Regions from separate parts of the Homo sapiens genome. Here regions 1, 2, 3, 5, 6 and 7 are each linked to region 4. Evidence: chromatin loops called from intact Hi-C (ENCODE). Cell type or tissue: PC-3. All regions are shown on one strand. Each heading gives the region's core, and the rest is flanking DNA. Links, peaks and the distances in the headings are about the cores only.

The links. A loop is a pair of places that touch in the nucleus more often than their neighbours do. Peaks named below come from ENCODE experiments on the same cell type or tissue, not always from the same donor. Only the 100,000 strongest peaks of a DNase experiment are listed, where the experiment ranks them.
Region 1: it touches region 4 in a loop (3-fold over the local background); 3 of 110 quality-filtered maps call a loop at or near these places.
Region 2: a loop joins it to region 4, with 5 times the contacts of the local background. A loop is called at or near these places in 30 of 110 quality-filtered maps.
Region 3: a loop joins it to region 4, with 8 times the contacts of the local background. A loop is called at or near these places in 21 of 110 quality-filtered maps.
Region 5: a loop joins it to region 4, with 7 times the contacts of the local background. A loop is called at or near these places in 80 of 110 quality-filtered maps.
Region 6: it touches region 4 in a loop (2.6-fold over the local background); 15 of 110 quality-filtered maps call a loop at or near these places.
Region 7: it touches region 4 in a loop (6-fold over the local background); 17 of 110 quality-filtered maps call a loop at or near these places.

Annotation. Positions count from the first base shown.
Region 1 is chr10:74,596,995-74,601,483 of GRCh38, forward strand. It overlaps ADK (adenosine kinase), which reads left to right. Exons shown (of 11, transcript NM_006721.4): 9 at 3,385-3,499. Among named protein-coding and RNA genes, the nearest start is that of ADK-AS1, 70 kb to the left of the region's middle. In PC-3, for the core only: no CTCF peak of the experiment used is centred there; a DNase peak (open chromatin) is centred at 2,027.
Region 2 is chr10:75,097,768-75,102,256 of GRCh38, forward strand. It overlaps DUSP13B (dual specificity phosphatase 13B), which reads right to left and starts at 1,745. Exons shown (of 4, transcript NM_001363514.2): 1 at 1,264-1,745; 2 at 1-118. The coding sequence starts at 1,670. It also overlaps a transcript of SAMD8 not described here. In PC-3, for the core only: CTCF peaks have their summits at 350 (motif pointing left) and 2,348 (motif pointing left); DNase peaks (open chromatin) are centred at 364 and 2,344.
Region 3 is chr10:74,417,183-74,421,671 of GRCh38, forward strand. All of the region lies in intron 6 of ADK (adenosine kinase), which reads left to right. Among named protein-coding and RNA genes, the nearest start is that of ADK-AS1, 110 kb to the right of the region's middle. RefSeq lists an enhancer at 825-2,060. In PC-3, for the core only: a CTCF peak has its summit at 2,856 (motif pointing right); a DNase peak (open chromatin) is centred at 2,869.
Region 4 is chr10:75,020,017-75,024,505 of GRCh38, forward strand. KAT6B (lysine acetyltransferase 6B) reads left to right here. Exons shown (of 18, transcript NM_012330.4): 14 at 566-797; 15 at 1,110-1,269; 16 at 1,865-2,215. It overlaps SNORD172 (small nucleolar RNA, C/D box 172), which reads left to right and starts at 1,717; the gene lies at 1,717-1,775. RefSeq lists a silencer at 2,374-2,483. In PC-3, for the core only: CTCF peaks have their summits at 2,463 (motif pointing left) and 2,663; a DNase peak (open chromatin) is centred at 2,425; H3K4me3 peaks cover 629 bases; H3K27ac peaks cover 784 bases.
Region 5 is chr10:74,263,999-74,268,487 of GRCh38, forward strand. The region is part of intron 3 of ADK (adenosine kinase); the gene reads left to right. Among named protein-coding and RNA genes, the nearest start is that of ADK, 120 kb to the left of the region's middle. In PC-3, for the core only: a CTCF peak has its summit at 2,197 (motif pointing right); DNase peaks (open chromatin) are centred at 193 and 2,193; H3K4me3 peaks cover 271 bases.
Region 6 is chr10:74,430,718-74,435,206 of GRCh38, forward strand. All of the region lies in intron 6 of ADK (adenosine kinase), which reads left to right. Among named protein-coding and RNA genes, the nearest start is that of ADK-AS1, 96 kb to the right of the region's middle. In PC-3, for the core only: no CTCF peak of the experiment used is centred there; DNase peaks (open chromatin) are centred at 2,304 and 2,904; H3K27ac peaks cover 1,543 bases.
Region 7 is chr10:74,737,004-74,741,492 of GRCh38, forward strand. No RefSeq gene overlaps it. Among named protein-coding and RNA genes, the nearest start is that of KAT6B, 87 kb to the right of the region's middle. RefSeq lists an enhancer at 2,318-2,407. In PC-3, for the core only: CTCF peaks have their summits at 1,295 (motif pointing left) and 2,051; DNase peaks (open chromatin) are centred at 1,300 and 2,098.

The DNA.
Region 1 (4,489 bases), core at 163-4,162, 420 kb before region 4:
TTCAACTCATACTTCTTACTCCTCCCTGTCTTCATCTTCTTCGTTATAGATACTATAATTGAATGTTCCATATTCAAAACTCTTGAAGCCCTTTCTAGCGATTTTGGGGCAACCTAAGTATGTAACCATTTTAGAGAGTATTAAAATGAGAGTAATTAGAGGAAATAAATTAATATTTAAGTTCTTAGCATGTGCTAAAATTGCATTAAGCTATTTCACTTACCTCATCTTCTTTCATCCTCACAATTTTTAACTTTTTATTTTAAAATAACTTTAGTCTTAGAAAAATTACAAAAATAGTACAGAATTCCCACATACCCTTCACCCAGTTTACCCTAATATTAACATCTTACATAACCAAAGTATAATGAATAACAGAAAATTAACATTAAACTACAATAACTGAACTATATACAGGCTTTATTCTGGTTTCAACCGTTTTTTCTCTAGTTTCCTTTTTCTGTTCCAGAATCGAATCCCACATTGCATATTTGTCATGTCTCCTTAGTCTCTTCTAATCTGTGACAGTTCCTCACTCTTGTTGTTCATGAACTTTATACTTTTGAAAATTATTGGTCAGTCATTTTGTAGAATGTCCTTCCATTTGAGTTTGTCTGATGTTTTCTCATGTACATTGAGATTAGGCATTTTTGGCAGGAAAACCACAGAAGTGATGTTCCTTTCTTGGTGCATCATATCAGGGAGGTACACAGTGTCACAGATTCTTATTGCTGGTGATGCTAAACCTTTATCACTAGGTTTAGGTGGTGTTTGCTAGTTTATCCTCTGTAATTCCCATTGTATTTAATAAATATCTTGGAGGAGATACTACTTTGGGGCTATGGAAACATTCTATTTTATCCACTAATTTTAGCATCACTAAACTAATCTATCTGGCTTAAGGTGATGTCTGTCAATTTTCTCTACTATAACATTATGATTTTTCCTTTTGTAATGAATATCTTAGGGGGACATACTTTGAGACTGTAAATATCCTGTTTTCTTTAATTTTTGCCCACTAATCTTAGCATACTTATCCCTCAAAATCTTTTAATGTGAACATTTTCTTAGTTTTGTAGATGAGGAAATGGATCTTAGAGAGGTTTATTAACTTGCCCCAAATCATACAAATAGTAAATCCAAGCCTGTCATATTCTAAAAGTCCTTGTAATTTCATTGTTTGTTAAGATGTGTGAGCTTAAGTGTAAGGGAGAAGAACCTATTGGGGACAGAGGAGAGGAATTACTGTAGAAGGAGAAATAAAGTTTTACATACATCTGGGAAGAATTATGTTTTGTACTTGGAAAGTTTATTTTGTCCTTTAATTGCCATTTTATGAGGTTTAATTTGAGACATAAGAAACATTTCTTTGATTAAATTACCAAAGCTCTCAACAAAATATGTCTTCTCACAGGGTTGGTAGAAAGCAACCATGGAATCTTATTCCTTTTTTTTTTTTTTTTTTTTTTTTTTTGAGATGGCGTCTTGCTCTGTCACCAGGCTGCAGTGCAGTGGCATGATCTCTGCACACTGCAACCTCTGCCTCCTGGGTTCAAGCGATTCTCCTGCCTCAGCCCTCCCAAGTAGCTAGGACTACAGACACGTGCCACCATGCCCAACTAATTTTTGTATTTTTAGTAAAGACGGGATTTCACCATGTTAGCCAGGATGGTCTTCATCTCTCGACCTCGTGATCTGCCCTCCTCGGCCTCCCAAAGTGCTGGGATTACAGGCGTGAGCCACTATAACCAGCCAGAATCTTATTCTTAATTTATTCCTTATATCACCTTGAAGAAAGACTTTCTTTTAAAGAACATCTAGTACATTCATAAGATTCTGCTTTCAAGATGATGAAGTGAATGTGTTTTTCTCTTATCTTTATTAAATATGAGCTGTACTTAATCACAAGCAAAAATCCTATAGTAGTAAAATATATTTGTGCTAAGGAAATTGCCAAAATATACATGAGTCATTTTAATTATATGTGTACACTTATTTAGGTGAGTGAAGACATTGCATGGCATTTTTTGGTCCTTTCAGCTGTTACTAGTCATTTCTAAAAGTCTGTCTCCTGAAACTGAGGGAATTTCTTCTCATCTTATCAGAGTTCAGACTTAGTTCTGTTCTAAAATAAGCAACCGAAAGCGAAATAGTCAGCATGTTTGAAGTCAGCAGCACTGTCCTACTACAAATGGCTATTCTTTTCAGAAACAACTGTCCTCTAGAAGTCATCCTGTTAGGTATATTAGAAGCTTAGCTTCATATATTATCTGGAATTTATTAAATATTGAGTGAACAAACAATATAAAAATATTTCACCACTAATTGTCATCCCTTTAAAAATGCCAGTTTCTGGTGACGTTTGTAACGATTGCAAACCATTGTGACTTGTCTGCTTTGCTTGCCTAAATGTTCTCTCTCATATATTCTATTTGTTCTCTTATATATACTTTATTTATGCCACTCAGCTATATTTCCGCTCTGATAGGTGTTTCTTTCTCTATAACTATTTGAAACTTTGCATAGTGATAGAATAAACTAGTTTTGTTAGCAAAGCCCAAAACTATGGACAGTTTTAAAAGCCCACTGAATACAGACATGGATTTTCAAATTATCCAAAATGGTTGAAAAGATGATTCTAAAACCTCTGCCTTTAGCTCAAGGTTAGGTTTCAAGATTTCAGAAAACTTCAATAAAGATTTCAGTAAAACTTTATGGCCTATGTGGTGTGAAAAACAGCATCAGAGTTTGACAATTAGTTTGTCATTTTTTAAACTTTATCTTTTTTAAAGAAAATTAAGTCTTTGTAGGAAAGGATTAGCATTTCTTTCTCTCAAATCAGTCCTTTGAAAAATTGACATTATAAGAACTGTATTTTTTCCAAAGTCAGCATAATTATGTTCTGTAAACCTCTAAAATAATTAAATTTTCCTCTTTATAAAAACCTCTCTTTAATTGGGAATTTGAAAACTGCCTGGATATTTGCTGATACTTAGTCATTGTTAATAATTTTTGAAGTATGATAATAGTTTTGTGGTTATGTTTATCATTACCTTTCAAAGATATATACTAAAACATTTATAGATGAAATTATGTATAGTTCTTGGAGTTTACTTTAGAATAATTTGAAAAGCAAGTGGATGAGGATATAGGTGAAATAAGATTCATCATACATTTTAAATTTGTGTAGATCATTGATGGGTTCCTTGGAAGTCACTGTGCTATTCTATTTACTTTTGTATATGGTTAAAGAAATTTTTAATGTCTCTTAATAGATATGCAGGTCTCTTATTTTGATCAATAGAAGCTAAATTGTTAATCTACTAATAAAGTTTTGTTTTATTTTATTGGTCATGAGAATTTTTTCCTTCCTTCTATTAATAGACTAAAGACATTAAAGAGATAGCCAAAAAGACACAAGCCCTGCCAAAGATGAACTCAAAGAGGCAGCGAATCGTGATCTTCACCCAAGGGAGAGATGACACTATAATGGCTACAGGTACATGTGGGAAATGTGTGATGAATCTAGTATTATGGAGATTAATCAATTACAAAAAAAAATTCTGTATTCTTTCTATTATAATATATACAATATACATATACAATATATATAAAATGAAATATTTTATTTTAATAAATATTTCTACCCTGTATCTCAGTAGAAAAGATTTCATGTTCAAGAAGATAGTTTATTAACATTTAGTTAAATAAACCACTTTGATATAATTTATTTACTTAGTTATCTTGGGGATTTTGTCAATCAAGAAATATCTTTCCTGAAAAAAAGAATACATTTCATTTATAAAATACCTGCACTAGAGTAAAATAAATTTACTCAATTATGAACAAATAAAATCCAGAACTAAGTTACATTTTCCATTTTTCCTTCAAGAAGAAAATCTCATTTTTTGTTTTATTTCACCATCTATTTTATAGCACTCATAAAACAGGAATTTCATCTAGTAAGCAAACATGTTATTGATTAAAATGATTAATAGTGTTAATATGGAGCTACCCACTATTAAAAATATAAATGTTTTAATTCTGTCTGTACCATTCAGATTAAAACCAATCAGTTGATTAGTTATTGTAAACTGGAGCAATTTAGTATTACCTATGTGTTTGTTCAGTACTCTGCTGAACACTGAAATATAAAATAGGAACCTTAAAGATCTAACTGGGAATTAATATTCATAAAATATAAGTACAAAGTAAAATATAATTATAGTTCTTATCTATTGGTGCTAACTATATGGATTGTATTGACTCAGGAGATCAGTAAATCTTGAAAAAAGATGTTATAGTGAATATGAAGTACATTTGTGTTGAATTAAATATAAAGCCTGAAATAGGCCAAAGATGAAATTACTGTCAAGATATTTTCTTTCTTTTTTAAAATAAATTTTATTCTTTATATTTGAGGTTTATAACATGATGTTATAGGATACATAGATATATATAGATCAACTTTCTTATTTCAGAATGGTCA
Region 2 (4,489 bases), core at 220-4,219, 78 kb after region 4:
CTGACGGACCCACAGCAAGCGCTGCAGCGAAGCCAATGTGGGCGGCTGGTAGGGAGATGCCTGGACTGCCCCATGGATCTTGGGCCTCCGGAGGTCCTGCTTCTGCAGTGAGTCCATCCTGGAACAGAGTGGACACCGCAGTGGCTGGAGGCAGGCTCCCAGAGGGTGGATCCAGCTGATGGGGAAGCCCATGGTGCAGTGCCTAGGTGCCACGGGGATGCTGCAGGAAGGGCTTCATCTATTTCACATGAGGTATTAACAAGCTCAGCTGGGGCTGAGGCCTAGAACCCTTCCCCAGGGAACAAGGGAATCAAGCCTTTGTCACTGCTATGGAGCTGGGCAGACCTCTCTCCTGCCCTCTGCTGAGCTGCAGATGTATGAAGCTTTGGCCAAGGGGCCCTTGGAGTTCCCTGTTTGTGGCACTAGTCAGTGCAGATCTCATCCCTAAATCAGCTTGGACTTTGTAGGGATGAAAGCCCCAGATGGCTGTGGCTCTCAGGGCACCCAGGAAGCCCCCACCAACCTAAGCAGCTCATCTCAAGCCCCCTCACCTGCTACTTCCAGTACTCATCCTCAGACCCCCGTCCCCTCCCACTTTCAGGGGCTTGGAGATCAGAGCCTATCTCCAGGTAAGAGGCCAGGACTGTGAACTGGTATTTGTTAGCAACTCCGCATGGAATGAGCTAATGCCTCTTATAAGCCTGATGCCTCTGGCTGGGCACGGTGGCTCACACTTGTAATCCCAGCACTTTGGGAGGCTGAGGCAGGCAGATCAACTGAGGTCAGGAGTTCGAGACCAGCCTGGCCAATGAGGCAAAATCCTGTCTCTACCAAAAATACAAAAATTAGCCAGGTGTGGTGGTCCACTCCTGTAGTCCCAGCTACTAGGGAGGCTGAGGCAGGAGAACCTTTTGAACCTGTGAGGCAGAGGTTGCAGTGAGCTGAGGTCACACCACTGCACTCCAGCCTGGGCAACAGAGCGAGAGTCCATCTCAACAACAACAAAAAGCCTGATGTCTCACTCGTGGGATATCTGTTCCTATTTTACCCAGGAGGAAGCTGAAGCTCAGAATGTTTTAAAAGTGATGCCCAAAGCCATACGGCTCATGAGTAGCAAGGCTGGGGTTTTAGTCCATCCCCAAGCCTTTCAGTTACCATCTTTGGGGCCTCCAGAGAGTGGTCACTAACCCATCTGCTTCCTCAAGGGAGCCTGGTACTGCTGAGCCACACACCTGCCTACAGGCCCTGGGTTTTCCTCCTTACCCCCACGACTCAGGCCAGCACTGGATGTCAGGCCCCACCCGGGTCAGGTAGCTTGTTTCAGGCATCTGCTGGCTGAAGGAGTCAGGGACCCTGCGGAGCTGGATTTTCAGCGGCACCAGAATATGGGCCTGGTGCCGTGTTGGAGAGGGGGTCCTGTCTTTGCTAACTGCCCCTGATCCCCTGGACCAGTGACTAGGGAAGGTGCATACTGGGAAGAACATCTTTTCCCTTTGGTAGGCAGTGCCAGGACCAGAAAAAGAAACAGGCACCCAGGAGGCTGCCGGCTTGGCCAGGCTCACCCAGTGGGAGGCTGTCGGGCAAGGCGGAAGTGAAGACCAAGCTGTCCTCCTCATCCCCCACTGTGACCTCTCCAGGTGGCTGAGTGGCCTGCCACCTACCTGGGGCATGGCCTGGGGCCGGGAATGGGGGAGTGGGTGCAGGGGCAGGACTCTGCCTGAGCGGAACAGGGCTGGGCAGGTTCTGCCCAGAACACAAACACTGTGAAGCGGCTAGAATTCCAGGTGCTGGCTGGGGCGCCCATGGGGGGTGGGGCCTGAGAGCCGACTGAGGCCTTGTGGACTGCAGTGGGCCCTCCGGTCCCTCTAAACCCCCAGGCCTCCTCTCTGCTTGGTATCTGTTTGGGATTGAAGACCGTTGGTTCCATAAACCTCCATGAAGATGGGAGTCTACCTGAAGAGGTGGGAAGAGAACTTCTGAGGCAGGGAGGAGAGCCTGGCTCCCCCAGCACTCTGCCATAACTCATTCTGTGGCCACGAGCAAGTCTTTGCTCCCATCTGGACCACAGTTTATCTTCCCATGCTAGGGATGCTGGACTTAATTTTCAGGATGCTCTGGGGGTCTGACCCGAGAATGAGAGAGGAGTGTCTGGATATGCGGTCACTGCAGGGCAGAGGGCAGTGTAGTGTGGTGGAGTTGGGGAAGCCCCCAGGACCCAGAGGAGTCCAACAGCCACACTGGTCTGGAGCCATCAGGTGGGGCTGCACCACCCCAGGCAGGAGATGGGGCTTTGGGAAGTGGGACAGGCTCCGGGCTCAGGCCTGCGGAGCTTGGCATGGGGTGAGGCTGCCCCCTGGTGGCCAATGGGTGTGTCACAGCCCAGCCTTGCCAGGGAGCAGGCAGCCAGGCTCCACCCCCAGGAGGCTCCAGAGGGGTCAAGGATTTGGGGGCTGGTAGGCCACAGTGCATGCCTCTGCCTCCGAGGGGACCTAGGCCCAGGTCTGAAGAACGGGGCTCTCCCCTGGACTTAGCGCTATGCCTGGTCAGGCTCCACCTAATGCCTTGCTCCCGATGCTCAGGGTGTTGCCCCACCTGTCCACTCTAACCCACTGGGACCCAGCCCATCCCATCAGTCAGAGTCAGGCCCGGCCACCCCCCCAGGGACTCGTCCTTTAAGCCCCAGTCCCTCCCAAGGAGGGGAAGTCGGTGGTTGTGGCAGCTCCGCCGGTTTCTGACACCTGAGACTTGGTCTTCGGAGGGCCCTGCCTGACACTACATTCCATGTCTCCTTGTCCCCAGCTGGGTGAAGCACAGGCCCAACGTCCAGCAGGGCCAGGGCCCGGCCGAGCTCCCCTCCCACTCCCTGCAGTCTTCCTTCTCTCCCTGATCCCGTGCTCCTCCTCGCCCCCTTCCTGCCTCCCCCGCTCAGCAGAGCAGCTGCCTCTGTAGGCAGGGCTTTTCCTGGCTGCTCCTGTGCTGCTGCTGTTTGCAAGTCCATGCACTTCTTTTCTGTGTTTGCATCTCTCCTCCCTGGGTCACTCCCCCGTTTGCCTCTGTCTCCCATCCTCCCCCAGGAAGCTCATGTGCCTTTGCAGCCTCCCATGACGCTGCTCTGTGTGCCCAAGACATCGGGCAGAGGCACAGGCTTCCTTGGGGCAGGGGGCAGCTGTTTGCCATCCACCTCTCAGCTGCAGTTTCAGATAGTCCCCTGGACTTTCTTCCTGCCCATCCTTTCTGACTCCACTCCAGGGAGGCCAGACAGAAGTGTGGCCACAGGCCATGTGGGGCTGGAGATCTCAGGGCAGGACCAGTGAGGAGTGTGGGGAGAAGGCCTGCAGAAGGGTGGCGTGTGGCTGCCAGTGGGGAACAGCTGTGGGTCTCTGTGCTCAGCCTGAGGGTCTTGGGGAGGGCAGACCTGGGTAGAAATCTCAGGTCTGGTACTTGCAGCTATGTGGTCTTGTCTTCACCAAGCCAGTTTCTTCAGTGGGGCTGCTGTGAGAATTCCATGTAATAATTAATGTAAAGCACCTCCCACAGGGTCTGTCTTATGGTAGATGCCCAATAAATGGCACGTCTTACTATTATTATCACTACTATAATTACTCTTACCCTTTCCAGCCCCAGCCATATCCTATGTGGAGGGTAACTTCCCTACGGGACAGTGAGATTTCTTCTCTATCTCTGTATTTCTTGATATTTCTTTCTCTGTCCAGCAATAATTGTTATATTTAGCACTCATCAAGGATGTACTATGTGCCAGACAGAGCTAGGTGCTCACATTTTCTCATTGAATCCTCACAGTGCCTTTATGGAGCAGGTAATATTATCATCCCCATTTTACAGATGAGGAAACCGAGACTCAGAGAGGTTAAGCAACATACCCAGAGTCACATAGCCAATTGATGTGGGAGTCAGGATTCAAACCCAGGTCTCTCTGACTCTACTATACCTTGTCTGCGCCTTCATCTCTGACCCAGTCGGTTCTCTACCCAACCCAAACCCCACCCCTCCCCACACAGGCACAAGTGTCCTGGCCCTCATTACCCAGCATGCTCAGGGACCACATCCTACCCCCCCCAAATTAGGAGCACTCACCCACCTGTGGGAGTATCTGGCCCAGGCTGTGCACTTCTCTGACGGGCAGTTCGTGCTGCTGGCTTTCAGCCGCCTGTCTCCGCACACTTGATGCTGTTTCTATTTTTTGATTTGAGTTTAATTATAAAGCATGCTGTCTACTCCCCTCTTCCAGCCTCCCCTGCCACTCCCAACTTGTCCACTGGTTCCATGGCATGGCCAGTGCCAAGCACAGTCAGGCACCTTTCCCTCCAGGCCCAGGCCTCTGTCCCAGCACTGCTAAGAATCAAGGCAGCTCAGCCCAGGTCTGACTGTGGCATATTGTGTACATGTATGTTGATAGTGGGAGAAGGGGCCGGGCGCGGTGGCTGAAGCCTATAATCCCAGCACTTTGGGAAACCGAGGAGGGTGGGTC
Region 3 (4,489 bases), core at 374-4,373, 600 kb before region 4:
GAATCAGACTCAAGGTGAAATGTTGTAGACTTAGTGCCAGCAATAAGCAGAATTATTTAAAATCATTCAAATATCTTTAATTCCCTTGTTGTCTTTTTCAAAAACTGTACATTTTAACTACATTAATATAACGGAAGACTTTTTAAGGCTTAGTTTTCCTTTATAGATATTCCCTAATTTCATTTTTATTTCAGTCTGTCAGGGTTGTGAATGTGATGTTTTAAGGTACACTGTAGTGTTTTCACATCCTCAGATGAACTGAATTGGGACAATACTTTGTAGGAAGTTTTTTAATATAGTATGTAGACACATTGGTAAAAATCAGTATGTCCACTGGCTTATTAGTTTCACAGATGCTTCCATAATTCTTAGTGTACTCTTGGGTATTTTAAATTATCATTTCCTGACAGCAATCCTGAAACATGCCAGTCTTTTAAAGCCTTATTTCTGAGAACTAAAGCAAGGCATCAGCGAACCATATCTGACATGCCATGTTAATTTCCATAACTATCATTTCTGGGAGGTGGTAGGATTTCTAAGGCATGGAGAATCTCAGTAAATCTACTTTAAAAAAAAAAAAAGCAAAATATCTGTTTTATTACTGGGTTTCCATTCACGAGCCCTGACTGCTTCATTCCCACTTAAATAATTTCAAAAATAGTGATAAGCATATTTTTTCTCTTATAGATTATTAAATATTTACTCACGTGCACAATATATCAAAACATATTTTGAATTCTATATTCTTAGTGTTGGGTGTTCATGTTGTGAATGAAAACCTCATTCTGTTATCTCATAGCATATTTATATATACAAATAATTTTTGCCTTAAGTAGGAAAGAAACAGCTAAAAGATACATAGGTTATTTTGCTTTTTAAAATTTTAGCAAACTATTCTGTGAATCTTTTGTGTGTTTGGGGCTGTTTGTAGAGGAAAATTTCATCAAGCAACATTTTGGGAACATTGGCCTTTTGTACTCTTTCCTAAATAAACAGAAACTTGTACTCCCCAAAATAAAATGTTTCTTTGTATATTGTTACCTGCAAGTTATTGATAATGGAAGGAACACCTTTTCAATCCTTAGTCCCCTTTCCCCCAACACAGCTTTTAGATTGTCGATAAACTTCCCAGCTCAGTAATTAACTGAGCTCAGTCATTGCACCCTGTATCATGTGATTTTTTTTTCCAGTGGAATACATTATTAGAGCACTTACACAGCCAGTCTAGCTGCAGCAGCCCAGGCGGCAACAGCAGTGCCATTTTTCACAAAGAAAATGTTGAACAGGAGCCAAATGTTTGGTGGCAGTCTGTTGCTAGGAAATCAAGGTCCTGAGGCGATTAATGACAAAGCAAGCAATAACAAGAAGGCAGAATTACAGATTTAAAAGAGAAAAAAGTGGTTGGTGTTATAATTACCCAAAGAAATCCGCACTCATTAAATTGGCTGTTTTTATGATTGACTTTAATTGGAGGTTAGCTCAGATATTTAGCTCCTTTCCCACCCCTTTAAACACACACAGGCACATAATCTGTAGAACTGCAGACTTGTTTTTCTAAGCATTGAGAGGAGCTTGCCCTGTAATTTGATCCCCACTGACAGATGCATTTTCTATGCTGCCATTTTGAATTAACCTATTGTAGAACAATTTTCTTCAGCCCTGTTGAATAAAACATCCAGTCTGATTACCTCCGATGGATTTGATAGAGTAAAAGAATGTACTTCTCATTGAAGTAGATTGTTTGCATGGACTCTACTGATTGTGAACTCTGCCAGTAAGCACAATCATTTGTAATAAATTTTCAAAGAAATTTGTGAGGAAAAGGTAATGAGAGTCACCCTTTTATAGTTTAATGTTTGGCACCTCCATCAAAATAATATAATTCTTATAAGACAGTGTTATTTTTCCAGTAAGCTTTTCACGTGGTTTTAGAAAAAATTTCTGAATCTTCATTTGGACTATTCATATATTTAGGAATAGAGTCTTGTATTTACACTCTAAAATGACCATTCTTCCTCCCCAACAACAGTATTTTAGTGCAAGACTCAATATGCAAAGCACTCTATTGCAAAAATATTTTTGGTATGTACAATATTTAAAGTGATTTTAAGATTGGCCTATTTCAGTCTTTGAAGTATTTCCCCCCCCCAAAAATCCCTTATTTAAATTTTTTAGGGTGTGATAAAGCATATTACTAGAAAAGCATCAATCGGTCTTTCAGGTACAATACCAGAGGAACCATCACAGTTTATTTACCTTTCAGAAGCTTTAAAAATAAAGTTACATGATGCCTCTGCTCTCCAGATTTCTAATCAAACCCTGGAACAAAAGAGCCAAGCACATTCTATCTGACAATGCACACACTGCTAATCAGATGCCAATGCCAAGCTGTCTGCTTTGTTAAATACTTAGCTTCCTAGAGGCAGGAAGACAGCTGCTATAAGTATGATGAAATTTTGTAGTTCAATCTATTTTTGCTACCCTTGGGCTACCAAGATACTGTTAATTTAGACCACCCCAATTGGTACATTTTAGGGAGTTTTTTAAAGAGTTTGTAATTAAAATGATAAAACATCGTTATTACATTGAAGACCTTCTGTAAGTTTTACATTTGGCAGATACCTACTGAGATAACCCCAGCATGTAATTTACAATGATGTAATGGTTGTAATTGCATTTTAGAAAAAAAGAACTATAGGAGGCAAGTGCTTCCATTAGAAGAGTTTTTAAATCTGCTTCTGTTTCATTTAAATCTACTTCTATCCCCAAATTACTTACTTATAATTGACTAGAGCAGCTATAAACCTTAAGATGCTATCTGAATATTTTTAAAAAGTTATCACCCCAGACACTGCCACCAGGGGGAGGAAGCTAAAATCTTAAAGTTCTTAACTGATGATGATACTGCCAGTAGGTAGATTATATTGCTTAGCCCTACATAGTTAACTACTTCCTCCAGATAATACCGCCTTTTGGGACATGATTCTCACAACCTGTAATATGTGATACCTGTAGACTTAGCACACTATTAATTGTAAATAAAATGGAAACTTTCGTACTCTGGTGGTTGGGGTCAGGAAGGGGAAAGAGGAAGTACAAATAAGCAACCTGGACATTTTTATTGTTTTTCTCTTATCTGTTAGTCTACTTGAAGAGCTATCCTTGAAAGTGAGTGCTTTAGATCTATGAAACTGGGCAGCTATCATAGCACATCTATTAAGATCTAATAATCACATAATTAATGTAGCAAAATGAATAGACTGTAAGGTAGTTTTCTATTTTTTGTTACTACACTGTGGTTTTGTTTTTAATAAATAGTTTTGGCTTTATTTTAAACAATTAAAAATTCAAAATATTTTTATGACCAAAGCTTGTAGGTTCTATCCCTGGAAAATATTTTATAAATGCAGAAAATAGTTGCTTAGGATTGGAATCCAACTCTGTTTACCATGAACAACTTAAAAGTTGATCTCATAATCTTGCATGTTGTGGAATAATACCACGAAAAAGTTAATTAAAGAATTTAGATGTTTGTTCTCCTGTCTAGAACTCAATAACTTTTAAGTAGTAACTCTCCCTACAGTTTAACTGTTAAACAGTAACTCTTCTGACAGTTTTAGGTTTTATTCTGTGAAGACTCATGATTTTTAATTTTTGCATCTTAATTTTTCAGTTATTTCAGGTATTGAAATTACAAACGACGGGAAAGAAAAGTGGTTGACTAAAAAGGGGATACAAAAGGCAATTTTTAGGGCGATGTACTGTTCTGTATGGTACTGTGGTGGTGGATACATGATACTATGCATTTGTTAAAGCCCAAAGAACTGTACATCACAAAGGGTTAATTTTAATGTATGCAGGTTTTTTAAATGTTAGGGATTTCAGGATAGAATGCAAGCTGTAACAAATGAATCTAATTGTATTACAAATGTATGGCATAACTTCACTGAATGGGTGGGGGAAAAGGAGCTGACCTAAGTAACTTTGGAAAATGGTGTTTTGATTGGACAATGTAAAGCTAAAGACTAAGGAACACTATAGAAACACTCTATTCTAGTTGGTAAATTTGTTTCTCATAACGGTATGGGTGAACAGTTCTGAACCTCTTTACATGTATCCTGGGGTTGAACAAATAAGTAAATGGATGATGAATGGTGGAAGCTAGGTTTCTCACTGTCAGGAAGGGATGTTACAGATAAATAAACAAGAGGGGAGAGCCAGAATGAAACCTGTGGTACTGGATTAGAGTTGGAGATATAAGTATTTACTCATGTTTAGCTTAATATATGCAGATGGATAGATGCAGAAATAATTATAGATGCATGTGTATATGTGGATTAGTATACATGCATATGTTTCCTAGCTGTGTTTACTGAGAAGGCCTAGAAGCAGTGATATCCCAGTAGCCACAAACACATCTAACGCTCACATCCTGGTTTGTAAATCCTATTCTCCAATAAAAGGATCCAGGACTCCTTTTAAATATGAC
Region 4 (4,489 bases), core at 128-4,127:
TGAAAGACATTCTTTTATTAGTCCTAAAACAAAGCTTCAGATCAACCTGCTAGTTAAATGTAACAAGCAATATAGACTCTGAGTCAACAGAGGTCCTTCTCTTTTTATTAAGACCCAGCTGTCAAAGGGTCATTAGGTCCTTCCTGTGGAAAACAACTTGCCCATTAATGTTGGGGGTGGTCCCTCGACAGGATTTCTGAGTAAGTGCCTGACATTTCGTTTTTGAAAGAATCTAAAGCTGTGGGAGACTTAGATGTTGAGACTTAGCAGGAGTAATGTCTTCAACCATAGCTTTTAGTCTTTGTTAAATATGTCACAATATGTGTTTGGAATGCTGCTGCTAGCTGCGTGAATTGACTTAGAGTGCCACTGTCAAAGATTCAGGAGCGTAAACTTCACGGAGATCAAATCACTATAACTGGGAAGAGGCTACATTCCTAAAGCGAATGCACTTCTCTGTTGTGATGTTTTTACCTTGTCACTACTCATATTATTTCTAGTGGCTCCTGTTCTAAGCTCTGGGAATGCCACAGTGAGGAATGCCCATTTATTTTTTCTGCCCTAGGCTATTTGCTTTCTAGAAGAGAAGGCCAAGCAGGGTCTCCTGAAAAGCCTCTCTCCGATCTGGGCCGTCTCTCCTACCTGGCATATTGGAAGAGCGTCATCTTGGAGTATCTCTACCACCACCATGAGAGGCACATCAGCATCAAGGCAATTAGCAGAGCGACGGGCATGTGCCCACATGACATTGCCACCACTCTGCAGCACCTCCACATGATCGACAAGAGAGATGGCAGGTGAGTCCTGGGACCCTGGGCAGCTCCGTGGCTCAGGCATCCCACACCAGAAAGGGTCCCTGGAGATAGGTGCATTCATTCCAGTTAAAGACTGAGGTTCCCTAACAGTATTATCAAACCTTTTCTCCTAAAAATAACACATGAAATGACACTTTTTTACTGGTTGGATTCCAGTGTTCTGTACCCTCTCATTGAGGTGCTTTCTGATTTTTCCTAACGCAGATAACATTAGTGCTAGCATATGTCCGTATGTGAAGCTGAAGTGAAATTTCAGCTTGTGATTACATCTTGTTCTGCCTTATCACATTACAGATTTGTCATCATTAGACGGGAAAAGTTGATATTGAGCCACATGGAAAAGCTGAAAACCTGTTCCAGAGCCAATGAACTTGATCCAGACAGTCTGAGGTGGACCCCAATTTTAATTTCTAATGCTGCAGTGTCTGAAGAAGAGCGAGAAGCTGAGAAAGAGGTAATGATTGTCTTTATCATCCTAAGTTGTGTAACTTCAATCTTGTAGCATTCTTAAGCTAAGAAAGTCATTAAGATCGTTGTCAAAAGCTTGGTTATGTAGAGATAGCATGTGAAATGATATGGCACTAATTTATCCTAACTGAGGTTGCATGGTAAGACATGATAATTTTATTGAATTGAGTATGAAAAATGAAACATTTATCATTGATTACAAAGCAGCATTTTTCACTACTGAGAGCATGTAATCAGATCAAATTCGGTGCTGAGCTCCAAGGCTGCAGTGTCAATTGATTCTTTGTGTTTATGAACTTGCTTAAAGTGCTCCTTGCCAGTGAGCATGTAATGTAGTGATAAAGGACTCAAATCAATTCGCTGCATCATTAATACTGTTAAATATCCCATGAAACCCAATCTTCTTTGATTTGTTATCCTAACTGATGCAAAAGGTTCCTGAGATGATGCAGCTGGAATGTGCTTGGCTGGCTGGCTGTCCTGATCAGAACCGACTTAGAGACACTTTGCCATTGATCCTCAGAGGCTCTGGCTGTGTAACTGCCCTCTCACTGGCCACCATTTTTACCCTCCCCACTTAGGCTGAGCGGCTAATGGAACAAGCTAGCTGCTGGGAGAAGGAGGAACAAGAAATCCTGTCAACTAGAGCTAACAGTAGGCAATCACCTGCAAAAGTACAATCGAAAAATAAATATTTGCATTCCCCGGAGAGCCGGCCAGTCACAGGGGAGCGAGGGCAGCTGCTGGAGCTGTCTAAAGAGAGCAGTGAAGAAGAAGAGGAGGAGGAGGACGAGGAGGAGGAAGAAGAGGAGGAAGAAGAGGAAGAGGATGAAGAGGAGGAAGAAGAGGAAGAAGAAGAAGAAGAAGAAGAAAATATTCAAAGCTCTCCCCCAAGATTGACGAAACCACAGTCAGTTGCCATAAAGAGAAAGGTAGGTGTCTGTTTAGATTTTCTGTGAGTCGCGTTCAATCAAATCTTATTTGTCATTGCAGACATTCTGTCTATTAGTATTTGTTTCACTCTCTGTTCTTTAGTCGTAGTTTATGTGTACCCAGTCCCGCTGATCATATATCATAATCGTTTATCTCACAGTCATGATTATGTTTACTTTTCAGGTTTGTTAGTGCGGTGACAGGAAACCAGGGACAGGCCAGCCTCCTAGTCTAGTAGTCACTGCCACCTGCTGGTCTGCAGGAGTAGAGTAACTGAGGTTTATGGGAACAAAAAGGGGCCCCAGAAAGCACTTAAACCACCCTCCAAGACCTAGAGGCCAGGAGACTTCTCTAAGGTCATATGACTCATTAGAGATGGAAGCAGAACCAAATGCGTGCTCAAGACTCTAAGCCTGGGTTGGGCGCAGTGGCTCACGCCTGTAATCCCAGCACTTTGGGAGGCCAAGGTGGGCAGATCACCTGAGGTCAGGAGTTCAAGACCAGCCTGGCTAACGTGGTGAAATCCCGTCTCTGCTAAAAATACAAAAAATTAGCCAGACACGGTAGTACGCGCCTGTAATCCCAGCTACTCGGGAGGCTGAGACAGGAGAACCCAGGGAGGCAGAGGTTGCAGTAAGCCGAGATCGCACCATTGCACTCCAGCCTGGGCAACAAGAGCGAAACTCTGTCTCAAAACAGAACAAAAAGACTCCAAGCCCAGTGCTCTTCATGCTGTTTCTTTCTCTTGTTCTTGGCACAGAATTGTTAGAAAGCATTTTAGGCCCTTAATTTTGATGGTGATATTTTGCATTTGTGGCCAACTGCGCATTACTGAATCTCCTCAGATCTTAGTAGCCCAGTGATGTCTCTAGATAGACCATATCATCTCCAATGGTACAGAAAGTAAAGAATTGACTTTGTTTTTAGGTAACTGCTCACCCAGATCTGATATCTTTGTCTTCAGTATCTATCTGGGACATAGAGGAGAGCCAAGACTGATAGAGATATCACAATACAAGCTAAGGCTCCGCCCCAAGGCCATCTGATGTGGCATCTGTTAGGGAACTTGCTGTTCTAACTCCCAGCTCAGCGCTCTTCTAGGCCTGGCAGTCTTCTGGAAGGGTCTCCATGGGGAGGTGGTAGAAAGGAGCATCCCACAAAGTAGACTTCAGGCTTAAGAATAATGTTTCCATTTCTTAGGAGGAGTGTGTATTCATGTGTTGTATATATAATAAAAGAAATTTGTTCTAAAACTATCAAAAACCAGAATCATCCAAGGCATGATCTGAACTGGACTCAACCTGAAGAAAACCAGTTCTCTACCTTGGCTTCCCTCATATTAGGGAAAATTCTCATGGATTAAAGAGGGCAGGCAGACTGGGGGGAATAATAACCGTAAATGTTTAATTACAGAATATGATTAACTGGCTACGTGTGTGCTTCAGTGAGCATTCAGAGCGTTAACAAAAGTAAGACACAAGAATTCTTGGAGGCCGGACACAGTGGCTCACGCCTATAATCCCCACACTTTGGGAAGCTGAGGCAGGAGGATCATTTGAGCTCAGGAGTTCAAGACCAGCCTGGGCAACAAAGCAAGACTCTGTCTCTATAAAAAATAAATAAGTATTTTTAAAATAATAATAATAATAATTGAATACAGTTTACCTGAAGGTTAGCTTTTAACCAAGCATATTGAACCCTTCTTTGCAGTGTATTTTCAATAATTTGGGGGGCAACAATTACATCTTAGCAGCAAATCTACCTGCTATTCCTCTATTTGAATTTTGTGTCATTAAAAACTTTTTTGCTGGGCGAAAAACATTTTATAATTACAATTATGGACAGTCATTTGTGCCAACCTTTAGTGCAAACAGAAAAAATATTTTTAGGCCAGGTGCGGTGGCTCACACCTATAATCCCAGCACTCTGGGAGGCCAAGGCGGGTGGACCACTTGAGCTCAGGGGTTCGAGACCAGCCTAGGCAACATGGCAAAGCCCTGTCTCTACAAAAAAGAAAAATAAAAGAAAAAAATATTTTTATATCATACAAATAAGACATCTGGCATGTCTTTAACATTTTTAGATTCCTTCTATTAAAATATTTTGCCAGGTTATCAGTTGCTCACATCTCAGCAGCCACCAATACTTGACTTTGTTAACATTTTAAACAGTAATCCTTTCTTCAGGTACCTTTCCTTTCCTTTTCATAGCCCTGAAGTCCTATGGAATGAGAAAAAGTAGGCTGGTCTTGTATCATATTTCCCAGTGCTGTC
Region 5 (4,489 bases), core at 166-4,165, 760 kb before region 4:
TATTTTAAATATGTGGATGTTTAAATTTCAATTAATTAAAATTAACTCAGTTCCTCAGTTACACTAGCAACATTTAAAGTGTTTAATAGCCACATGTAACTAGTGAGTAATGTATTGGATATTGTGGATATGGAATCATTCCATTATCATAAAAAGTTTTATAGGCTAGTGCTCCTTGGGGTTTATACCTGTGTGTGGAATTGTTGTGTCACTGGGCTTGCACATGTTGCACTTCAGTAGATGTTGCTGAGTTGTTCTTTCCAGTGGTATCTGAGCATTCCCTTTCTCAATTGTCTTGCTAAGAATTGGTATAAACAGAAATTCTAATTTCTGTTTTGTAGGTGTGAACTGTATCTCATTGTGGTTTTAATTGAATTTTGAAAATATATAGTGAGGCTGAGCCTTTTTTCTTATACATGTGTTTACCTTTTACAGTTCTCATCTTGTGATTGCCTCTTAATGTCCTTTACTCATTTTTTCTTTTGAGATATTTTAAATTACTGATTTGCATGAGTTTTTTTTGTATTTTATGGATACAAATTCTTTGATTATATTTGCCATATATCTGTGCCTAGTATGTGACTTGTCTTTCATTTTGTGGTGTCTTTTGCCTCACACAAGTTTTAAAATGAAATGTAATCACATTATCAATTTTTAAAAATGCTTTATCTTCTTATGCCTTATTTAAGAAATTACTTCCTACTCTAAGGTCAGAGTTTCCCATATGTGCTTTGCAGAGGTAGATCTTTCATCTGGTAGTATGTAATTTTTGTGTATGGTGTGAGGTAGAGTTGGAGACTTGAGTTTTTTTGCATATGGATAACCAATTATCTTTGTATAATTTTCTGAAAACTTCATTGCCTTAATAGTTTTTTGTTTGCATGGGGGTCAATTTCTGGGTTCTAATTCTGTTCCATTGGTCTATTTGTCCCTATACCAATGTTTCAGTTGAATTTTCCTTTTTGTCAAAGTACCTATTTTTTTCTTTATTTTTTGTAGAGACAGGGTCTTGCTTTGTTGGGTAGACTGGTCTTGAACATCAAATGATTCTCCTGCCTTGGCTTTCCAAAGTGCTGGGATTACAGTTGTGAGCAACCACACCTGGCCAAATTTTCTTAAAATGAAAATAACAGTGATAATTTAGGTCCAAGCCCTCTTCCCAAAATTGATTTAGCTGATGATAAGCTATAATATTGGAATTTATAATATAAAATACTACAATTTTTTTTTTTTTTTGAGACGGAGTCTTGCTCTGTCACCAGGCTGGAGTGCAGTGGTACAATCTCAGCTCACTGCAACCTCTGCTTCCTGGGTTCAAGCGATTCCCCTGCTTCAGCCTCCTGAGTAGCTAGGACTACAGGTGCGCACCACCACGCCCAGCTAATTGTTTTTATTTTAGTAGAGACGGGGTTTCACCATGTTGGCCAAGATGGTCTCAATCTCCTGACCTCGTGATCCACCTGCCTTGGCCTCCAAAAGTGCTGGCTGAGATTACAGGCGTGAGCCACCGTGCCTGGCCTAGAAAATGATATTATAACCAGCAGATGTGAACAATAACATTTTTTTCTGTGATGATATTTGAGAAAAGCGCAACTTAATTACAAAAGAGTGAAAAACAATCACTTTATCAAAGTCAGAACTTCTATACACTTTCAAGTGGTGAATTGAGCCTCACTTAAAATCTAATTTTCACTTTTAATGCCATTTGTTTTCTTTTGAGATATAACTGATTCATTTACCACCAATTTTTATAAATTGGATTTGTAGTTTGGCCATTGTATGAAAATATTTTTTTAAAAAAGTATATGGGTCATATGGGTAGTAATCAGGCAAATTGGTTTTAGATTTGCAGTACCTGTTCAATTATCTGAGATTTAGGGGATCTAGGGCATGTGAGTAGAGGTTCTATTAGGTTTATAAAGTGCTTGTGATGATAATATAGGTTAAGGACCAAGTACCTGGGAAAGATCAAGGGCATACTAAATAGTTGTTCCTAAAGTAATGGGACAATTGCAGAGAGAGGGATGAGAGAAGGAGACTTAAGGATGATGTGTTGATGTGTATGTATATATAAATGAGACATAAATGACTTTTGGAAGGATTACTAAAGAAAAACAGCAATAGAAGAAGACTAGCCTATGTCCAGCAGCAAAAGGAAGTAGAAGACAGTGAGTCAGATAGTGACCAGTACAGGACGCTAGGTGGTGCCATTAGTCTTAGACTGCTTATTTGAAGTCTCTGGAGGCTCAGTAACCTCAGAATAGAAAGATCGAAAGGCGGCCGGGCACAGTGGCTCACGCCTGTAATCTCAGCACCTTGGGAGGCCGAGGTGGGTGGATCACGAGGTCAGCAATTCAAGACCAGCCCGGCCAACATGATGAAACCCCGTCTCTACTAAAAATACAAAAATTAGCCTGGCGTGGTGGCGGGCACCTGTAATCCCAGCTACTCAGGAGGCTGAGGCAGAGAATTGCTTGAACCGGGGAAGGAGAGGTTGCTGTGATCGGAGATCGCGCCACTGCACTCCAGCCTGGGTGACAGAGCAGGACTCTGCTTCAAAAAAAAGAAAAAAAGAAGAAAAAAAAAGGCACTGCTTGTATAGTAAATGAGCGAATTGTCTTATTGAGTATAACCCATAGTATATTATAGTTCTTGATATTTTCTTCTCCAGTGATCATTTTGAAAAATTTTCTGGAATTTGCATTGTAAAGAAGTTTGTCCACCAAATAAACTGTGTTTTAAAAGTAATAGTTCATTTCTTTCTAATTTTAAAGGTTGTATATAAAAAGGTATTTTCATTTAAAATTCATATTAAAAAAGATAATTGAAATTTTCATATTGAAATTATATAATCAGAAGGAACTTGGTGTTTTAATAAGCTTTAGTGGCCTTTTCCTAGGTCAATGTACAATTCCACTGAATTTTTTTGAAATACATATCCATGGGTTCCACATTGGTGGATTAAACCGTGGAAAGAAAATATTAGGGAAAAAGAAATTGCCTGTGTACAGAGCATGTACACATTTTTCCTTGTCAATATTCCCTAAACAATATGACAAAAGTTTACATACATTTCCATTGTATTAGATATTGTTAGTAATCTAGAGATGATTTAAAGTTTGGGGAGGATGTATGCAGGTTATATGCAAATACAGTTGACCCTCAAACAGCACAGGTTTGAACTGCATGCACCTACTTATATTAGTTTTTTTCCAGTAAATACAGTTGGCCCTCTATATGGGTTGGTTTGGCATCTACAAGCAAAAATGGATGGAAAATACAGTATTCAAGGAATGTGAAAGTTGTGTATATGGAGAGAAGGGCCAACTTTTTGGATCTATGGGTTCAACAGGGCCAACTGTGGTACTTTAGTATGTGTGCATTTTGGTATCCAAGTTGGGTCCTGGATCCCTCAAAGATACTGAGGAATGACTGTATTGAAGATGATTCCTTGATTCCTGTTACATTTTTTTTTAAGATTCCAGATTGGGAATAATTAAGTGCATTATTTGATTTCTGGAGATGAGTTACACCATTAAATTTTTGTTGATATGTGTATCGTGCAGGTGACAGAAACCCTAACTCATACTGGCTTAAGTAAATGGAAATTATTGGATCACATATCTAAAAAGATGTTGGTATGGCTGATTTTAGGTGAAGCTTGATGCAGAGGTTCAAATAATTTTATTTGGACCCTCTTCACCTCATCTTCTAGAGGTAGGGTACTGCCATCAGCTATTGGCTTATATCCTTATTTGTGTGTGTGTGTGTGTGTGTGTGTGTGTGTGTGTGTGTCTGTCTGTCTGTTTTAGTGGCTCTAAAAACAGGTGTAGGATTATGTCATATTAGGCCTCTTTGGCTTGTTTGGGTTCCATATCTACTCTGCAACTGGAGATAGAGTTAACACTGCTGGAAATTTATGGATTAAGAGTGTTGAAGGGATGATTCCCCAAAGAAAATTTGGATCTTATTAGGGAAATAAAGAATGGTTGTAAAATTGCACTTATTTCTTTAAGGAAGTCATCTTAAAGCTGTTTTTCTTTGCCAGGTATGGTGGCTCACACCTGTAATCCCAGCACTTTGGGAGGCTGTGGTGGGAGGTTCACTTGAAGCCAGGAGTTTGAGACCGCTCTGGGCAGCATAATGAGATCCCATTTCTACAAAATATTTAAAAGTTAGCCAGAGATAGTGGCATGAACCTGTAGTTCTAGCTACCCAGGAGACTGAGGCAGGAGGATTGCTTGAGCCCAGGAGTTCGAGGCTGCAGCTCGATTGCGCCACTGCACTCCAGCCTAAGCAACAGAGCAAGTCACCATATCTTTAAGAAACAGCAACACCCCCCAACACATGAAAAACTTTTTTTTTTTTTTGGCTAAGCTGTTCTTACACTATTGATTTTATTTCACTAGAATTTGTTTTTACTTTAATCTCATTTGTGCTACTTATTAGTTGTGTGACTTCTCAGAGTCCATTTCCTCACTGGCAAAAT
Region 6 (4,489 bases), core at 347-4,346, 590 kb before region 4:
GACTTGATGGTTAAGTTGACATTCAGAAGAGGCCTGAAGGAAGTGAAGAAAAAAGCCATACAGCTGTTTGGGGAAAGCACATTTCAAGCAGAGGGAACAAGCACAGAGGCCTTGAGAAGGAAATATGCCTAGAGTGTTTGAGACAGAGCAAGGCGGCTGGAAGGAGATGAGTTCTACAAGGCAGCTATGAGCCAGGTCTATAAGATGTGGCTGCTATATAGAAAATAGATGGTGGTTGGGCAAGTGTTGAAGCATGGGGAACTATTAAGAGGCTGCCCATCGGAGCTTGCAGTGAGCCGAGATCCCGCCACTGCACTCCAGCCTGGGCGACAGAGCGAGACTCCGTCTCAAAAAAAAAAAAAAAAAAAAAAAAAGAGGCTGCCCATGTGAGAGATGATGGTAGCTTAGACTTATGGTGGAAGTGTTAAAGATGGTTCAGATTCTAGATATGTTTTGAAGAAGAGCTCACAAAAATTTTTCTGATGGGCTGACAGTTGGATATGAGAAAAGGAAAGGAGGCAAGAATGATTCCATTTACCAGGTTCCAAGAGAATGATTACAGAAACCAATAGATTGCCTTATTTATTTATAGTAGGAAATGTAGTTATCACATCGGCCCAAATGTTTGTGTCTGCTTAATCCGCATATCTGTTTCTTTAGGCAAACTTGCATTGGAATGTAATGGCGACTGCAGAATCAGGATAAGGGGACTTGAATAAATCAGTCTTTAAATGCATCTGAGGCCGGGCATGGTGGCTCATGCCTGTAATCCCAACACTTTGGGAGGCCGAGGTGGGCAGATCACTTGAGGTCAGGAGTTTGAGACCAGCATGCCCAACATGGTGAAATCTTATCTCCACTAAAACTACGAAAATTAGCCAGGTGTGGTAGCTGGCACCTGTAATCTCAGTTGCTCGGGAGGCTGAGGCACGATAATTGCTTGAACCTGGGAGGCGGAGGTTGCAGTGAGCCTAGATTGTGCCACTGTGCTCCAGCCTGGGCAACAGAGCAAGACTCTGTCTCCAATCAATCAATCAATCAATCAGTAAGATACATTTCACTCCAGCCTGGACAACAGAGCAAGACTCTATCTCAGTCAATCAATAAGATACATTTATCTCTTTAGTAGGGACCTGAAAAAATTAAATTCCATAGACAAAAGGCTTTCTGAGCTCTTCTTTAATAAGTAGTGTTGGCAGATGCAGTGGCTCATGCTTATAATTCCAGCACTTTAGGAGGCCAAGGCGGGAGGATCCCTGAGGCCAAGAATTTAAGACGAGCCTGGTCAACATAACAAGTCCCTGTCTCTACCAAAATAATAATAATAATATTTAGACATGGTGGCTTGTGCCTGAGGTCCCAGCTACTCGAGACGCTGAGGTGGGAGGATCCCTTGAGCCCAGGAGGTCAAGCCTGCAGTGATCCATGGTTGCACCACTGCACTCCAGCCTGAGCAACAGAATTTTTATTTTTATTTAAAATAAAAGTAGCACAAACATTTGCTTTTGTTTCTCTTTCATAATGCACCAACACTACCCTAACCCCCAACATAATCCTTTTGTAGATTTGTTAATATATTCAGACAGGCCATATTCCATATCTGATCCTACTTAGTGGTTTGATGGTTGGCTAAAAGGCAGTATTAATATCTGTTATTTCCATGCTATTGAGGGATATCTCACATTGATCATCCTTGTATTGGCAATAGAAATAAATGGTGATAGTATTTTTTTCATTTAGATAAATTTAGCACTGCTCTTAGTATTATTGAAACTTAGTTTAGGAATGTATCATTTATCTATAATCATTTATTGCTGAAGTGAACCCTTCTTTAAATTTTCCTCTTCCAAATATTGATGTAGTTCTTTCTTTCTTCATCAGTTCCATGCATACAATTCAATTTTCTTCATGACACGGGATCATCATCTATAACGTCTGTTACTTATAGGACTATTCTATGAGTCTCTTCAAGTGTATACATGTATTTGCTTTTATTTTAAGTTACTCAAATTGTTATATATTTTGAGTACTTATATATACATTTTAATAATTTTACTAGCCCTGGAGCTGGTGGTGTGTCATCTTCAACTTCCTTTTTAAATTCCTTCTAATTTCTTAGGGTGGGAAAAATCTAATTCAGTAGATTGAATTTTTAGAAAAGAGTAGATAAACTGATGTCTAAATATTTAGGTATTTGTCTATTCTGGAACCTTTTTGCTTCATGATTTTTCTTTTTTACTTTGCATTCCTGAGATTTCCTTTCATGAACTGGAAGGCTTTACTTTACTAAGTGACTCAGCAGTAGCTCTATGTATCTTTTAGTTGGAAATGCCTTTGGCTCTATGCATGCACACACTGCCCATTAATTAGCAAACCAACATAGAATCATCTGTTGATGACAAAATTACCAAAATGGATCATCCATAAGTGTTTATACTGCAAACAGTGTATCAGAAATGTCATAATCTCATTCATTAAGAAATTTACATACACACCAGATTTTAGAGTGCTCATTCATGATGAATGTCTACTTCCACACTGTTTGTTTGGAAACATTCAATAGCCAGTCTTGAATTTAAAAAATTTAATTGAATGCTTAAAGAATTACAAGTGTTCCTTTCCTTGGCTCTAATGCTAACCAAAGTGCTTTTCTAAACTGCTAAGAATGGACTGAAGATTCTGCTGAGGGCTGTAGATACTTATCTGCCTAATTGAGCCATCATTTGTTGACATGAAGAAAACCACGTGACCTACTTTAATGCATTTCTCAGTAGCAGCAGGAGGCTAGAATGTAGTTCATCCAACAGTAAAACTAGCAGCAGTATTATTAGACATGTGAAAATAGCATTGGTTATGGGATTAGTTTTGTAAAGTAAGGATAGTAATATAAAGGTATATAGTCATAATATAAACAGTATAGAGTGATTTTTTTATTTTCAAAATTATTTGAATCCAATAATCATTTAAGTCAGTCATTCAGTAACTATTTACCAATGTTTACAGTTGCCAGCTATATTAAAGGAATTGTTGACTTGTCAAAGTTGATTCATATGAGAGTAACAGTGTTAAAATCTGAAACTGGTATGGATTGCTAAAACGAAATACTTTGAGTACACAGGGAATTACTATGATCAAAACTATGCTGGATACATTAATTTGACCATGTGTCTTTAAATTGGAGGTGAGGAAGATTAGTTACAGATACATTAATTAGAAAGGTGTTATATTAGTCTAGGTTGAGGCTGATATAAGTAAGAAAGTAGGAAAGGATGCAAAAGCCCTTGGAAATGAATATTTGTGTGTGGTGAAGTAAAATGAGGTAGAGGTTACCCTTTTACATGACTTGAGAGAATCATGGCTCATTTAGTAAATCCAGAGGGAGAAATGATTTTCTATATATATAATGAGTTTGGAATACAGGAAGAATGCCAAAAATAACATCTTAAGGAATTCTTCCTAAATAGTGAAGAAAGAAATTAGTATCAACAGAAGAGACAGAAAAGGATGGTTATGAAAGATAGGAGGTCATCGCTGTCTAAAATGACTGATGGATTTTGATTACACCACTGGTGATAGAAAAAAAATTATTAGAGAAAAGTGTAGTCTGAGAACTATTTGATCTTAGTCTGTAATGAATGAAATATAAAATTTGAGACTATTTGGAAACTGTTTAACAAGTTTACACCCCCTTCCAGCAAATACAAAATTACAACAAATTTAAAGATGTTAATTGGTTTTTATTTGCAATTCTAAAATCGGACAACAACCTCATTCTATTAAATAGAATGAATATTCCAGTAAGCTGAGCAGAGGAAGTTGACTTTATAGACAGAAAAGGGCTGAGGAAAGCAAAAACAGAAAACAAAATGTGGATTGGTATTTCCAAAATTACTTTTCTTATAAAGGTTAAAGCAGAGGGGACTTCCTTATACCAGCTAAAACTGGTCTGTTTGGGGATCTGGCTATTATCTGTTTCTCCTGATTTCTTGGAAAGTAAGATAAACAACTATGTTTTAGCTTAGTGATGTGGAACTTCAGCTTGAGTGACTCCATTTTGGTTTGGTCTGGTGGGCCTAGTGCAGGAGCTTAGTCCAAACTAATGGGATCCTATACATTTTGTTTAACACTGCCAACATCCTGGTGCACGATCATCAGATTTCTCATTGAACAGGGAATGGATGACTTTGAATGTTGGAGAGCACCTGTGGTGAGTTGTTTATATATAATCTGTAAACTAGTTATGCACAGTAGCACTATATATGGGTCTATGTTGGACTAGAGGATAAAAAATAACTTGGCCTTCACCTCAGAGAGTTTAAGAATCACTATGCCACCAGAAAGATGGTAGTAGTAGGCACATTACATCGAGTGAAGACTGTTGGGTGAGAGGGAAGGTTTGCTTAAAGATATAAGAGATTTGAGTTTGTATATTGTCTAAGGAAGATATGATAGAACAGAAGACTGATAATGCAGTGTGGAAGAGTGATAA
Region 7 (4,489 bases), core at 195-4,194, 280 kb before region 4:
AGAAATAAACTCGTGCATGAATCTCCATAATAGCCTTTTTTTTTTTTGAGACGGAGTCTCACTCTGTCACCCAGGCTAGAGTGAAATGGTGCAATCTCGGCTCACTGCAACCTCCGTCTCCTGGGTTCAAGCAATTCTCCTGCCTCAGTCTCCTGAGTAGCTGGGATTACAGGCATGTGCCACCACACCAGGCTACTTTTGCATTTTTAGTAGAGATGGGGTTTCTCCATGTTGGTCAGGCTGGTCTCGAACTTCTGACCTCAGATGATCCACCCGCTTCAGCCTCCCAAAGTGCTGGGATTACAGGCATGAGCCACCATGTCCGGCCTGAATATTTGCTCATTTTAAACATAGGACAAATGTGGTGGCCAGGCATGGTGGCTCACACCTGTAATCACAGCACTGTGGGAGGCCGAGACAGGTGAATTGCTTGAGCCCAGGAGTTCAAGACCAGCCCAGGCAACATGGTGAAACACTGTCTCTACAAAAAATACAAAAATTAGCCAGATGTGGTGGCATGCGCCTGTAGTCCCAGCTACTCAGGAGGCTGAAGTGGGAGGATCACCTGAGCCCAGGAGGTTGAGGCTGCAGTGAGCTGTGATTGCACCAGTACCCTCCAGACTGGGCAACAGATCAAGACTCTGTCTCAAAAAAAAAAAAAAAAAAATACACACACACACACACACACACACACACACACACACACACACACACAGTGATTTTTTTGATGCCATGCTTTTTTTTTTTTTTTTTTTTTTGAGACGGAGTTTCGCTCTTGTTGCCCAGGCTAGAGATCTCAGCTAACTGCAACCTCTGCCTTCCGGGTTCAAGCAATTGTCCTGCCTCAGCCTCCCTAGTAGCTGGGATTACACGCACCTGCCACCATGCCCAGCTAATTTTTTGTATGTTTAGTAGAGACGGGGTTCACCATGTTGGCCAAGCTGGTCTCGATCTCCTGACCTCGGGCAATCGATCCGCCTCAGCCTCCCAAAGTTCTGGGATTACAGGTGTGAGCCACCATGCCCAGCTGATGCCATGCTTTCTTAAAATATCATGTGTAAAAGCTTTTAAATAGTCTATTTACAGTTGCTAAGTAATATTTAAGTTCTCTAAAGTCAACTTGAATGTACAAATTACTTTCAAGTCTTGGACAGTTTTTGCCTGTGAGGACTTCCCCATAATCACTAAGAACCTCAGCCCTACTCTGCCCTTGACCTCAGAGTTTCCTTGCCCTCTTGTCGGATTGCTGCCTTGAGAAAGTTCAGACAGAAGCAAGCTTTCTAATCAAGTGCCACCTAATGGTGTGTCAAAATTTGGCTGCCTCAAGTCTTAAATGCACAAATGAATTTTACTGAGTTTGAGGCCAGAATCAAGGACTTATGGTTAGAGGCTGAATGCATGATGGCTGTGTGAATTTGGGGCCTGATGGTGTCTGGCAGTTCATTTTTTCCAAAAGGATGGAGCTGTCTTCTATTTCCTCTTAAATGGAAAAAATTGGCCAGGCAAGTTGGCTCATGCCAGTAATCCCAACACTTTGGCTGGAGGATTGCTTGAGCCCAGGAATTCAAGACTAGCCTGGGCAACATAGGGAGACCCCATCTCTACAAAAAATACAAAAATTAGCCAGGCGTGGTGGCATGTGCCTGTATTAGTCCTAGCTCCTTGGGAGGCTGAGGTGGGAGGGTCTCTTGAGCTTGGAAGGAAGAGGTTGCAGTGAGCCGTGATAAGGAAGAGGTTGCAGTGAGCCGTGATTGCACCACTGCACTCCAGATGGGTGACAGAGGGAAATCCTGTCTCAAAAATAAAATAAAAACATAAAGGGAAAAAAATTATCCTAAAATATTCTATATGGAAAACAAAGAGATAAAAGCTCTGACAGGCATAATGGTCCCACAAAGATCCATGTCCCAATCCCTGCAACCTGTAAGTACATTATGTAACATGCAAAAGGGCCATTGCAGATGTAATTAAGGTGACAGTTCTTAAAATACAGAGATTATTCTGGGTGATCCAGTGAGCCCAGTCTAATCATGTGAGCCTTTAAAAGCAGAGAACTTTCTCCTGCAGGAGGCAGGAGAGATAAGGCAGAAGTCAGAGAGATTCAACGCTTGAGAAGGAGTTAGTGAGCCTTTGCTGGCTTTGAAGGTGAAGGGGCAACGTGACCAGGCGCACAGGAAACCTCAAGAGGCTCAAGGCCAACAGAAAGGAAACGGGACCTCAGCCCTAGCACCACAAGGAGCTGAATTTGACCAACAGCCTGAATAAGCTTGTTAGCAGTTTCCTTCCCAGAGCCTCCAGGAAGTAACAAAGCCCTGCTGCCACCTTGATTTCAGCATTTAGAGACCCTAAGGACAGTACCTTGCCAAGCCCACCCACCAGACTTCTGACTACAGAACTGTGAGAGGCCAGGCGCGGTGGCTCACGTCTGTAACCCCCACATTTTGGGAGGACAAAGCGGGGGAGTAACTTGAGGTCAGGAGTTTGAAACCAGCCTGGGCAACCTGTCTCTATTTATAAAAATCGTTTGTGCGTGTAGAACTGTGAGATAATAAATGGGTGCTGTTTTAAGCTACTAAGTTTGTGGCAATCTGTTACACAGCAATAGAAAACTAATATATGAGCTGCTTGCAAGTAGAGACCCCATGTACTTAAAAGGTTCTCAGATAAGTAAGAGGAATGATTCTTAAATTTTAAAGTTGGGGCTGGGCACGGTGGCTCACATCTGTAATTCCAGCACTTTGGAAGGCTGAGGGAGACAGATCACTTGAGCCCAGAGGTTCAAGACCAGCCTGGCCAACATGGCTAAACCCCGTCTCTGCAAAAAATACAAAAATTAGCCAGGCGTGGTGGTGTACACCTGTAACCTCAGCTACTCTGGGGGCTGAGGCAGGAGGATTGGTTGAACCCCAGAGGCAGAGGTCGCAGTGAGCCAAGATTGCACCACTGCACTCCAGCCTGGGCGACAGAGTGAGAACTGGTCTTGAAAAAAAAAAAATTGGAAGACACATTTAGGGATATAAATAAAAACATGATGGGAGGTATTATATTAGATCACAGAATCAGGACTTTGGGGCTCACATGTTGGCCCTGATGTTGCACTCTGCCGTGGACATGGAACTGGCCTGACAGATTCAGCTATAGTTATAGAAATTCAGAAAGACACAAAGGCTGAAGACAAGTGGGAGATATGGAGCTCTTATTTGTGTCGGCTATCTGCAGGTTCTGTGAGACGGGAACAGTAATGGTGCTGTGTTTTGCCCTCAGCTTGCTGTCACTGGAGTTTTCTACCTACCTTGTACAAAGCCAATCCGTTATCCCCTGCCTCGCAGCATCAGTCCAGTCCTGCACTCGCCAGGAGTATCAAACAGCTGGAAGATGAGGGCACACTTTTCCTCCCTGGGAAAAAAGTCAGTCCTTTCAAGAAGTGAACATACAAGGCCGCTGGTCCCCTTTGAGGGGACAGGACCAAAACAAGAAAGTCATGTCTTGTCATCTGGTGTCTTGTTGTGTAAACCTCCATTCTATCCCATTTCCATAAATTCTTTCAAAGGTTTGAGATGTAGGACAACTGGGGCCTTTTCTCAGTTCGAGTCTTCTAGTTTGAACATTATAATTTAATGTGATTGTTAAGGAGTAAGAATGAAACAATTCCAATGCTACATAAAATAGAGAAATAACGGAAAGTTTCCAGTTTACTTCACAAGCTAACATAACCCTTCCACCAAAACCAGATACATGCACACGTGCGCAAACACACACACACACACACACACACACACCTCAAGCCAGACAGCTTAGTCTCACTTAGGCTATTTATATGGAATTTATAAACACACATCCTAAATGGAATACTAGCAAATTTAATTCATTAGTACAATATACTAAAATAATATTTCATACCCAAGCAGAACCTGTTCCAGAAATGCAAGGATGATCAATATTTTAGAAATGATCAATAGTATATATAGACCGTGTCTGTTTTGTACACTAGTATGGTCCTTGTGTCTGGCACAGTGCCTGGCACACAGTAGCATATAAGTATTTGTTGAGTGACTGAATATTACTATTAATAAGCAGTTCGAAAATAAAATAAGAAGAAAAAGATCTGATGCAAGTACAAATTATAGCAAATATACACGTGTTTGTGTGTTATGTATGTATACACACATCATACATATTCCATACATATACATCTATGTATACATGTATATATGTGTATATGTGTATATATGTATGCATATATACATAAATACATATACATGTGTATATGCATACATATGTGTATATACACATGTGTGCATGCATACGTGTATGTATGTGTATATATGCATATGCACATACATGTGTGCATATGTGTGTATATACATATGTACATGCACATATACATGCATGCACACGCATGTATATGTGTGTATATGCACACACACATATTTCACCCAAGAATAAACTTTTAAAAATGTATATAAGATCTGAATGAAGAATAGAGCAA